2 separate regions of the Homo sapiens genome follow, and region 1 is linked to region 2. The links are chromatin contacts, found by Hi-C or POLR2A ChIA-PET in ENCODE. All regions are on one chromosome and are shown on one strand. Each heading gives the region's core, a stretch centred on a gene start or an enhancer-like site at or near the end of the contact. The rest is flanking DNA. Distances are from core to core; before and after follow the strand shown.

Region 1 (5,599 bases), core at 1-2,500, 35 kb before region 2:
CGTGACTGCTCTGCATCCTGCCCCAAGCATCTCTTCTGTAGACGTGTCTCAGGCATCACAGAAGAGATGTGGTTGCCTCTGCGTGTCTTCTCCTGGCCCTGTAAAAGCCTTGAGAAGCACAAAATATAGGCTATTTGTTTTCATCAGAAACCTGTCATCCAGGATTTACAGAATCTACACAGATGCCCAAAAAGGGCAAGATGGCCAGTACCCATGTAAACGCTGGATAGCCTATGTCTGATGATAAAAAGTTTCTACTTCTATATGTCTTCCCTCCCCCTTTTTTTTTGAGACAGGGTCTCATTCTGTCACCCAGGCTGGAGTGCAGTGGTGTGATCACAGCTCACTGCAGCCTCAGCCCCAGGCTCAAGTGATCCTCCCACCCCAGCCTCTCAAATAGCTGAGACTATAGGTGTGTGCCACCATGCCTGGCTAATTTTTTATTTTTTATAGAGACAGGGTCTCTCTGTTTCCCAGGCTGGTCTCAAACTCCTGGGTTCAAGTGGTCCTCCTGCTTTAGCCTCCCAAAGTGTTGGGAGCCACTGCATCCAGCCTATATGTCCCCATTTTTAAGTGCCACAAGTAGAGGGGGGTGTAGTTGCTATTTTATAATTGGAGAAACTGAGGCACAAAAGGGGCTAACAATTTGTTCTTCTGAGCTGTGGAAACAGCAGCAACCTTAGAGCAATGTTTGTAGACCACACAGATTCAGAGCCTGTATACTCCGTGTCTGACACGCTATTAAGGACTTTAAATACATTATCTCATTTGATCCAAACAGCAGTGCTGTGAGGTGATGACTATTACTAACTTCATCTTACAGATGAAGAAATAGAGGCTTACGGACTATAAGTAAATGGCCTAGGGCTCCCAGCTACTAAGTGGCTAAGTCCAGAGACATCCCCAGGCATTCTAACTCCAGATATACCTAACCACTACCCCCTACTGCCTGGTTCACGTCCCCGGATCAAAGTTACCTTAGTCTACTATTTCTGCCATGAAATCCCCTGCCTGCTACCCTCTGGCTCTTTCTGGAAACTGGCTCCAGCCCTTGCTGAACGAAGGAGTACTGCTACCATGTACTAGGAAACGAGATGTGGCGAGCATTTTAGAGTTGCTTGCAGACTATTTTAGCAATGACCACTCACTTCTCTGCACCTTTCAAATGACCTATGCTGGCTTATGTGTCCACCACCATGGCCCCGCACACGCGCCTTCCTGGAAATGGCAGGCACTTGGCAGCTCTTCTGCCCCTTGCTCTAGGCAAGCTCTTTGGAATCAGGCCACTTTAAGAAAGGAATGTGGTGGCAGTTACTTTGCAAGCAGCTCAGTGTGACTATTGGTAAGGCACTGACATGCCGTTCAGTGGAACTTCTGAGTAGCCCAGTTACTGTGCTCAGAACTGGGGGTGCTCTTGTCCCGGCTGCTTCCAGATAACATTTGCCGCGCTCTTTAACAGATATGAGGAGAGCGTTATCAAACTGCAACACCTTGGGGCACCTTCTGCAAGAAACCCTCTTCTGGTTCCATACGCGGGGGTTTCCCTTCTTTTGCAAATAGGTAAATGTGTGCTGTGTTAAAGAAAGACCCTTAAAAAATATATATATATATATGGGATGTCAGAGGGCAGCTGGGAGATTAGACGTAGACATTTCCCTCTGACTCTGCCACTGGTCTGTCCTGGGAACGTTACCCACAATGCTTTCCTATCTTCTCCATGTCTGTGTCGATTTGGGGGAAAAAGTGCTTGGCAATCCTCACAAGAAATGTGGATCTGACGCAGGCTAGAGACCCAGTGCATTCTGTGTTTTGAAATCTCAGGGCGTGGATTAGCTGTGACCCTGAAGAGCCTCCTGGGCCTCCAGTGCAGATCATCTTTCTTTCCTGTTGCCTTTCTTGATGCTCTTGTTGCCTGGTGTTGAGCTAGATGTGGAAGAATTCGTCTCAGATGATTTAAAAACTGTTTATAACCTTCCCACTCCTTTGATCTCCACATTCCTTCCTGCAGAGGGCTTGGGTCTGGCTGGGTTGACAGGGCAGTGATCACAGGAGGTAAGGGCAGGGGCTCTGACTCAGACTGCCTGCGTTTGAATCCTGGCTCTGTCATTTACAGGCTGATGTACTGGGGCAAGTCACTGAACCCTCTAAGCCTCAGTTTCCTGACCCATAAAATGGGGATAAGGAGAGTGGCTTGTACTCAGCGTTGTTCTGAGGAGTCAATGTAATGGGGTTTACAAAATCCAATGCCAGGCACAAGGTAAACTCTCAATAAATACACAATGACAATAGCTTCATAGCTGGAGAAATTTACTTTTAACTGGGTGAGGAAACTGGAGCACAGAGAAAAGCAGTTTTTCCAGCTGTGCCGATAAGAAATGTTTAAATTACCTTCCTGACTATAAGCTCCTTGAGGCTAAGGAACACATATATAACATCCCTTTGGGAAATATTTGGTTAATTAAATTGATGTTTATAATGGTACTGTCTTGTATGGCAATAGCAGCAAGTCGTACAGGCCCTATCCACCTCTCTGTCCTGTGGTCTCCTCCCTTGAGGACTCTGCTCTATTGCTGATCTCCCTTCTGTGTAGCCCAGTGTTGATCACATTGACAGACTCCAGAAGTAAGGAGCTCAGTAAGTGTGTGGGGATGGTGAAGGGATGGTGAAGAAAGGGCTCTGTGGGTCACAGCTCAGCCAGGTGAGGTGTGTGAATAGGTTCGCTCCTTCAGGTAGCAAGAGGCTTCTTAGAATAGCCTCATAGTTCTTTCTGGGAACTGGTCCACTGCAAGAATGAGTGCAGCTTTAATAATTCACTCCACAAGTTCTGAGGTTGCATCTTACATGATTTCTGGATTACGTATTTAACCATGCATTTGCGGCAGTCCTTGTAACTTTCAAGACTTTTGCTTTTTTAGTATTTATAAAAGATGCTTTGAGACCTTTAAAGCGTGAATCTAAACGAATGTCACAAAAAGTCTTTGCTCTCTTGGCTTTTGCTTTCATAAGCAGGAAAGGCTCAAATAAGGATGTTAGCCTCGTGGAGTATTCTCAATGGCCAGGAGAAAGGTGAGAAGTAGCTGATTCACTTGGAGGGATCCTAAGGTGGAAATGGACCATTGGCAGTCTTTCCCCATCTTCTGAAAAGGCACAGCTTTTCCTCTGAATGGGTACATCATGGAGCAGAGTATATAACAAACTCTCAGAAGACATGAGTTCAAGCGTTGGTTCTGCCAAGAAAGGAACTTGATCTCTAAGTCTTAGTTTGTTTAACTGAAACTGAAATTAATAGTACCTTTCCCACCTGTCTCACAGGGTCATAAGAGGATCAGGGAGAAATTGCAGGAGATAACTTTCTGATAGACATTGTTTACATAGACAATAAAGATCATCATTCCCTTTTATCAGCACCCAACTCAGATGCCATCTCTTCCATGAAGGCTTCTTTAATTTCTGTAGCTTAAAGTATTCTCTCTGCCTCTGAAATTCTATGGCACTTATTTATGCCTCTCTCTTGACACTTGCATAGCTCTATCTTGTTGTATCATTATTTGTACCACGTGTTAGGCTACCTCAGGAAAGAATTCATAAAATTCCATTATAGAACCTTGCTCAAGAAAACTCTTGCATTACTTAAAAATAAATTATAATAATTCTACATTTTTCTCATCAGAGCAGTTTATGGCAATGGGACTGCCAGGTGCTTCATAATTATTTGCTTTTAATCTTTTCATTTATGTTTATTTATAATTTTAGTTTTAATATGTTGCTTTTAGGTCTATCAAAGCATAATTTACATACAGTAAAATTCACTATTTTTAGTGTAAATTTCTATAGGTTTTGACAAATATATATACTTGTATCACCATCATCAAAATCAGCCTCCAAAATTCCCTCATGCTCCTTTCTGTCAACTCGTTTCCCCAACCCTACAATCCTAACCCCTGGCAACCACTGATTTATTTCCTGTCCCTATAGTTTTGCCTTTTCTAGGACAGCGTATGCATTTAATCAGACAGTGAGCAGCCTGTTGAGTCCAGCTTCTTTTGCTTAGCAGAATGCATCTGTGATACATTCATGTTGTGCATATATCAATTCTTGCCTTTTTACCACTGAGTAGTAGTCCGTTTTGTAAGTGTACCACAATCGGTTTATCTATTGTTTCCAATTTTTAGTCAGAATAAATAAAGCCACTATAAATATTTGCATAGAGGCTTTTATTTTTTGACAGAGTTTCACTCGTGTCGCCCAGGCTGGAGTGCAATGGTGCGATCTCGGCTCACTGCAACCTCTGCCTCCCGGGTTCAAGCAATTCTCCGCCTCAGCCTCCCCAGTAGCTAGGATTACAGGCACCCGCCACTACCCCAGGCTAATTTTTGTATTTTTGGTAGAGATGGGGTTCCACCATTTTGGTCAGGCTGGTCTCAAACTTCTTACCTCAGGTGATCCACCTGCGTCGGCCTCCCAGGTGCTGAGATTACAGATGTGAGTCACCACACCCAGCCCTAAATGTTTGCATAGAGGCTTTTATGTGAACATGTTTTCATTTCTCTCAGGTAATACCTGTCAATGCAATTGCTGAGTCATATGGTAAATATGGTATGTTTAATTTTATAAGAAACTGCAGAATTGTTTTTTTTTTAAAGCCGTTCTGATAGGTATAGAGTGGTGTCTAATTGTGGTTTTAATTTACATTTTCCTAATGACGAATGAATTTGAGCACACTTTCATGTGCTTATTTGCTATTATATTTCTTTTTTTGGTAAAGCGTCTGTACAAATCTTTTGCTCATTTTAAATTGAGATTTTTCTTATTGATGAGTTTTGAGTTTTTTATATATTCTGAATACAACTACTTTATCAGATACATGTTTTGCAAACATTCCAGCTAGTCCGTGGCTTGTATTTTCATACATTTTTAATTTTGATGGTCAAATTGATCAAATCTTTCTTTTATGATACCTGATCTTTTATGGATTATACTTTTAGTGTTTAAAATATTTTGCTTAACCGAATGCCACAAAGATTTTCTTCTGATTTTTTTTCTGGAAATTTTATGGCTGTAGGTTTTATATTTAGATCAATAATCCATTTTGAATTAATTTCTGTATATGGTATGTGGTATGGGTCAAGGTTCACTTTTTTTGCATATGGATGTCCAGTTGTTCCAGCGGAATTTGTTAAAAAGACTATCCTTTCTCCATCAAGTTGTTTTTGTACCTCTGTTGGAAATAATTGGCCATATATGTCAATCTATCTCTGGACTCTATTCCGTTGATATATATGTCTATCTTCTTGCCATACTATTCTATCTTGATGACTGTAGCTTTGTGGTAAGTCTTGAAATCAGGTAATGTAAGTCCTCCAGTTTTGTTCTTCTTTCAAAATGGCTTTGTCTATTCTATTTTCTTTGCCTTTCCATAGAAATTTTAAAAATCAGCTTGTTGGCCACGCGCGGTGGCTCACACCTGTAATCCCAGCACTTTGGGAGGCCAAGGTGGGTGGATCACCAGAGGTGATCCAGAGGTCAGGAGTTTGAGACCTGCCTGGCCAACATGGTGAAACTCTGTCTCTACTAAAAATACAAAAATTAGCCGGGCGTG
Region 2 (5,090 bases), core at 1,877-4,376:
ATTGGGGGCCTTACAAATTCATATTTCAGGAAATGACCCTGCCACACCTTCAGTGCTTCCTTTTGCCTCTAGGATTAAATCTAAACTTCTTAGCCTCTCATTCAAAGCTTTCCACATCCTGTTTAAAACCTGCTTTCCCCTGTAATCCTAGCACTTTGGGAGGCCAAGGTGGGTGGATCACGAGGTCAGGAGTTCAAGACCAGCCTGGCCAATATGGCGAAACCCCATCTCTAATAAAAATATAAAAAATTAGCTGGGTATGGTGGTGCACGCCTGTAGTCCCAGCTACTTGGGAGGCTGAGGCAAGAGAATCGCTTGAACTCGGGAGGCGGAGGTTGCAGTGAGCCGAGATCACACCACTGCACTCCAGCCTAGGCAACAGAGCGAGACTCCATCTCAAAATAAACAAATAAATAAACCAAAAACCTGCTTTTCTCTAACCTGTAGCTATTCCCTAGCCCCTGAATAAGCTTTGGCCTTTTTTTTTTTTTTTTTTTTTGATACAAAGTTTCGCTGTTGTTGCCCAGGCTGGAGTACAATGGTGGGATCTCGGCTCACTGCAACCTCTGCCTCCTGAGTTCAAACAATTCTCCTGCCTCAGCCTCCTGAATAGCTGGGATTACAGGTTCTTGCCACCATGCCTGGCTAATTTTTTGTATTTTTAATAGAGATGAGGTTTCACCATGTTGGCCAAGCTGGTCTCAAACTTCTGAGCTCAGGTAATCCACCTGCCTCAGCTTCCCAAAGTGCTGGGATTACAGGCGTGAGCCACCATGCCCGGCCTAGCTTTGGCCTTTTATGCCTGTCTGCTTGGACTCATTCTGTCTCCCTGGCTCCCCTCCCCTTCACAATCCAAAGCGGCTTTCTTCACCAGGTGCCCCCTCAACCACTCCAATTGGAAATGACCTCTCTCTTCCTGGAACCCTCGAGCATTGACCATATGTGTCATGTACCTGATATGGAATTCAGTATTACCCTGTGATGGCTTTTGTGTTATTAAAGTGAACTGCCACTTATTTATTATGTGCTTGCAAAAGTTAATTGGTGGGTTTGAGTATTGTTTCCTTAACTGTATCTTAAGGCCTTGGGGAGAGTGAGCTGCCCAACGCCCCTGCAGCACCTAGGACAGGGCCCACTAGTAATAGCAGCAGTAGTAATGACGATAACAATGAGAGTTCACATGATGGCAAGCTTTCTCTGTGCCAGCCCGTTCCATGTACAAACTCACTTATTACTGGATATATTTGAGGGTTTTAGTGTCATGGGTGTATTTGACCTGAAACTAAACCTTTGAAGGGTTTCAGGTCACCCAGTCCCAATATTCAGACAATAATTCTGGGTCAGAGCTGATCAGGGAGGAAGATGAGTTTTCTAGGCAAAGACCTAACACATAGCAGGGAATGAGGATGGCCACAACCCGGGAAGGAAAGGGAAAGAAAGGAACAGAGAGGGCCATGCACGGTGGCTCATGCCTATAATCCCAGCACTTTGAGAGGTCAAGACAGGTGGATCATGAGGTCAAGAGATCAAGACCATCCTGACCAACATGGTGAAACCCCGTCTGTACTAAAAAATACAAAAAATATCCAGGCGTGGTGGCACACACCTGTAGTCCCAGCTACTCAGGAGGCTGAGGCAAGAGAATTGCTTGAACCCAGAAGGCGGAGGTTGCAGTGAGCCAAGATTGCGCCGCTGCACTCCAGCCTGGCAACAGAGCGAGACTCCGTTGAAAAGAAAAGAGGAACAGAGAGGAATGAGATGCCGGGGTTTGATGGCAGCAGAGGCTGTCAGCCAGTCCATGCTGGTGGACTCACCCCCTTCCTGCACTGGCAGGGTTAGGGCTCTGGAAATAAGGCCTGGCTCCTGGCAGGGCTGTGCTGAGGCCTCCTTCCCATGGTGGGTCCCAGTAGGATGGCCTGGGTCCCCTGGGGACAGCAGGCCCAGTGTACAGCCACCTCTCTTCCTGTCCACACTACCAGGGTTCCCAGCCTAGCTGGCTCCAGGCCACCGCCTCTCCTGCCCTTGGAAGGCTTGGGATGAGCATCTGGGCTGTGCGGGAGTGAATGTGCTGAGCATGCCAATGCCAGGCGGCTGGAGCCAGCCAGCTCATGGAAATGCCTCTCACCTTGGGGCCTTTTCTCCCCTTCCAATCATCATTAGCCTCTCGAAATCTTTCTGTGTCTCAACATTGCAAAGCGTTTTGGGGCTCTGGGGATTCTGGGTGATTTCACTCCAGCCTTCAAATAAAAGGCAGCTAGGAGGCCACCTGCCTGTGCTCAAAACCTGTGGCTCCCACGTTTGAGGGTCCAGGGGGCATCATTCATGTGGTAAAAACTGGGGAGATCTAAGGGTGCTTTCTGATATTTCTGCACCAATAAATGCACCAGCCCAGTGGCCTAGAATTAATCCATGTTCCCAGCTAGAATCACTCCCTTACCCTTTGCCAAGCACAGATAAATAGTTCTCAGCACCCACGTAATGAAATGTTTGCATTCTTAAAGACAGGAAAAGGAGGAAGAAATACTTTCACTTTGGGGGACACCTACCTCTAAAGGGGCTAAAACTTTCACCCCCCTTAGTCAGAGGCTCCACACCTGACCTGAAGGGTTAGCTACTTAAAGAATAGATCTGGTTTCTAGGGAAAAAACTGTGGGACTGTGGCTGGCTCTGTTGAATCTAAAAATGCCCCAAAATAAGTGCAATTGCTTTCCGTCCAGTATGGCATCAAACTCCCTTTAGTTACATTTCGCTGAAGCAGCATTTGAAATCAGGAAAGTGGTTTAATTTGCTGTTGACAAAAGGGTAAGGGGAGTTTTCTCGCTGAAACTTTGCACAGAGGCCCAGAATAAATGAATGCCGTTTAAATTTTACATGTATTTAGGATTCACAGTCAGTAGTAGTACTTTTCCTCTTCTTGGAAGTCTTATTTAGATGGCTGCTGTAGAATTCTTCATTCTTCATGTATGACTCAAGCCCTCGTCATATTTATAATAGAGTCTGTCTGCCTCAAGGATAGGGACCATCAGTCTTGTCCTTGAGTTCCCCACCACCACCCAGGGCCTGGCACCTGACGGTTGTACGGTAAATATTTGCTCAATGAGTGCACAGAAGAATCAAGGGTCTGAGTTCCTAATACCAAAATAGCCATGAAGCCGGAAGGCATCTGATGCAGCAAGCCTCAGGAACTGCCAGGATTCTACCCTTGAGGCAGAACTGGCTAAGCTCCTCTTTTTGTTATTGTTGAATCAAGATATTTAATAATTTAAAAAGCCAGCCCTTTCACGGTTGAGGCTCAGTCGAGCACACAGCCTGCTCCGACCGGGCAGACCCCGCTCCTGGCTAGGCCACTCCAGGTATGTCCTGGCTGTGATCTCCCCCTCCACTGCCATGTACCCTCCCCAGGGATCCTCCACAACCCTCAGGCCCAGCCTCACTGCCAAGTCACCTCCTTCCCTGAATCTTCAAACCTAAGTGCCCAGAAGCTAATTGCCACCAAACTGTTCATAAATCCAGAGAGGGCTCACTCCTCTCTTCTCACCTTCAATTCTATCTTATTTGTTTTTCTTCTTTTCTGCTACTTTTCTTTTTTTCTCCTTCTCCCCTCCTCTATCCTTTTCTCTCTCTTTTTTTTGTGCCATCCCAGTCTTCTGTCCTCTCTCCAGCATCTTGTCTGAGCTTCCCCAGGTAATGCTGGTGCCTAACTTGGACAGACCACCAGCATTATTTGTACAGAGGCAGTAAGAAGTACCCCACCTGAACTGGTACAGCATGGGCCAGGGGCTTGGACTGGGCTGATGCTGATTTAGGATAGGGGTGTCATGTCACCTTCCCAGGGCTGAGAAAGATAGCGTAAAGCCGCAGACAGCCCTCAGCCCAAACCTTCATTATCCTTACCCCCACATGAGTCATACATTCTACATATCCTGTTCCCTTGCTCATCATTTTCCTCCCCCTATCAGGAACTCCTTGAGGGCAGGAAATTTGTTTTACCTCTGTGTGTCCTCAGGCCTAGCACAGCGCTGCCACATAATAGGAACAGAATCAATGTTTGTACAGACAGCCACAATACAGCTATGGAGTACTGATGGTGCACCAGGCTCCAGGCCCTGGAGACAGAGAAGTGACCAAGACAGATTTCCCTGGGCTCAGGGAGCATCTAGGAGAGAGAAGGAAACGTAAATGCAGGGAGCAGGGCACATGAAGGGAGACCCAACCCAAGCGCCATTTATACTGGCTCTTAAAGGATGAATTAGTGTTAAGTGAAGGAGGTGGGGTAGAGTGGAGGGGTTGAGAGACAGCATTCTAGGCAGAGCGAATATTTGATGGGTTGATGGGTAAGCCTGGCACTGAAATCTGAATTCAATGGCACAACAGTACAGAGTAGTCTGACTGATACAGGGAAACAGATGCTGAATTAGAGGTGTCCTGATACTGTGCATAGAATATGGTGGCAGTGCGAGTGATCTCCTTATTGCCTCTGTTCTGGTGGCATGTGGACCGGTATTGCTACACCTTGATGGCAAATGCTCCAAGGAAGGGAGTGGAATGAATACATCGACTTCCTCTGCCAAGCATGGGGGTACCCTGGGCTTAAGGTAAAACCCCTTGGCCCCATGTCACACTGACCCTGCCAACCTCAGGCACCTCACCAAGGTTCTTCTCTCCACCTAGATGAGCGGGAAGTTGTTCAGAAAAAGACCTTCACGAAATGGGTGAACTCGCACCTGGCTCGAGTGTCCTGCCGCATCACCGATCTCTACAAGGACCTGCGGGATGGGCGCATGCTCATCAAGCTGCTGGAGGTGCTCTCTGGAGAGATGCTGGTAAAGTCCCTTCTGTGGGCCCCGGGGCTGCTGCCATCGGCCCCTCTTCAGCAAAGGCATGGTTTGGGGGCATCTCAAGTTCTCCTGGCCTTCCCAGTTTTCTCTCTGCTCCTTTGGGAGGCTCTAATACTTAGAATGGGAAGCATCCGTGTGGCTGACTGGTCTCTCTGAATTCCTCCCAGAACTTCTTGCCTCCTCTGACCACTCCCACCCCTTCATGCTTCTCCCAGAAGCCATGCAGAGCTCCTGACTTTGGGCTCTGGGCAT

What was found. Hi-C counts contacts between places; a loop is a spot of excess contacts on that map. ChIA-PET counts read pairs that join two places held with the same protein, here RNA polymerase II (POLR2A). Pooled maps may share reads with other maps.
Region 1: a map of PC-3 shows a loop between it and region 2 (4-fold over the local background). The contact joins two enhancer-like sites. A Hi-C loop is called at or near these places in 5 of 168 maps with a recorded cell type or tissue (HepG2, PC-3, PC-9 and 2 more) and 1 of 50 pooled maps. POLR2A ChIA-PET finds 5 or more read pairs at or near these places in 1 of 52 experiments (activated T-cell).

What each region holds. Positions count from the first base shown.
Region 1 is chr14:64,837,755-64,843,353 of GRCh38, reverse strand. All of the region lies in intron 1 of SPTB (spectrin beta, erythrocytic), which reads left to right. Among named protein-coding and RNA genes, the nearest start is that of SPTB, 39 kb to the left of the region's middle. Within about 2 kb of position 1,250, at least 6 of the 41 ENCODE cell types and tissues checked have a DNase peak (open chromatin) inside an H3K27ac peak, as active enhancers do.
Region 2 is chr14:64,804,672-64,809,761 of GRCh38, reverse strand. SPTB (spectrin beta, erythrocytic) reads left to right here. Exons shown (of 36, transcript NM_001355436.2): 3 at 4,672-4,823. Among named protein-coding and RNA genes, the nearest start is that of MIR7855, 22 kb to the right of the region's middle. Within about 2 kb of position 3,126, at least 11 of the 41 ENCODE cell types and tissues checked have a DNase peak (open chromatin) inside an H3K27ac peak, as active enhancers do.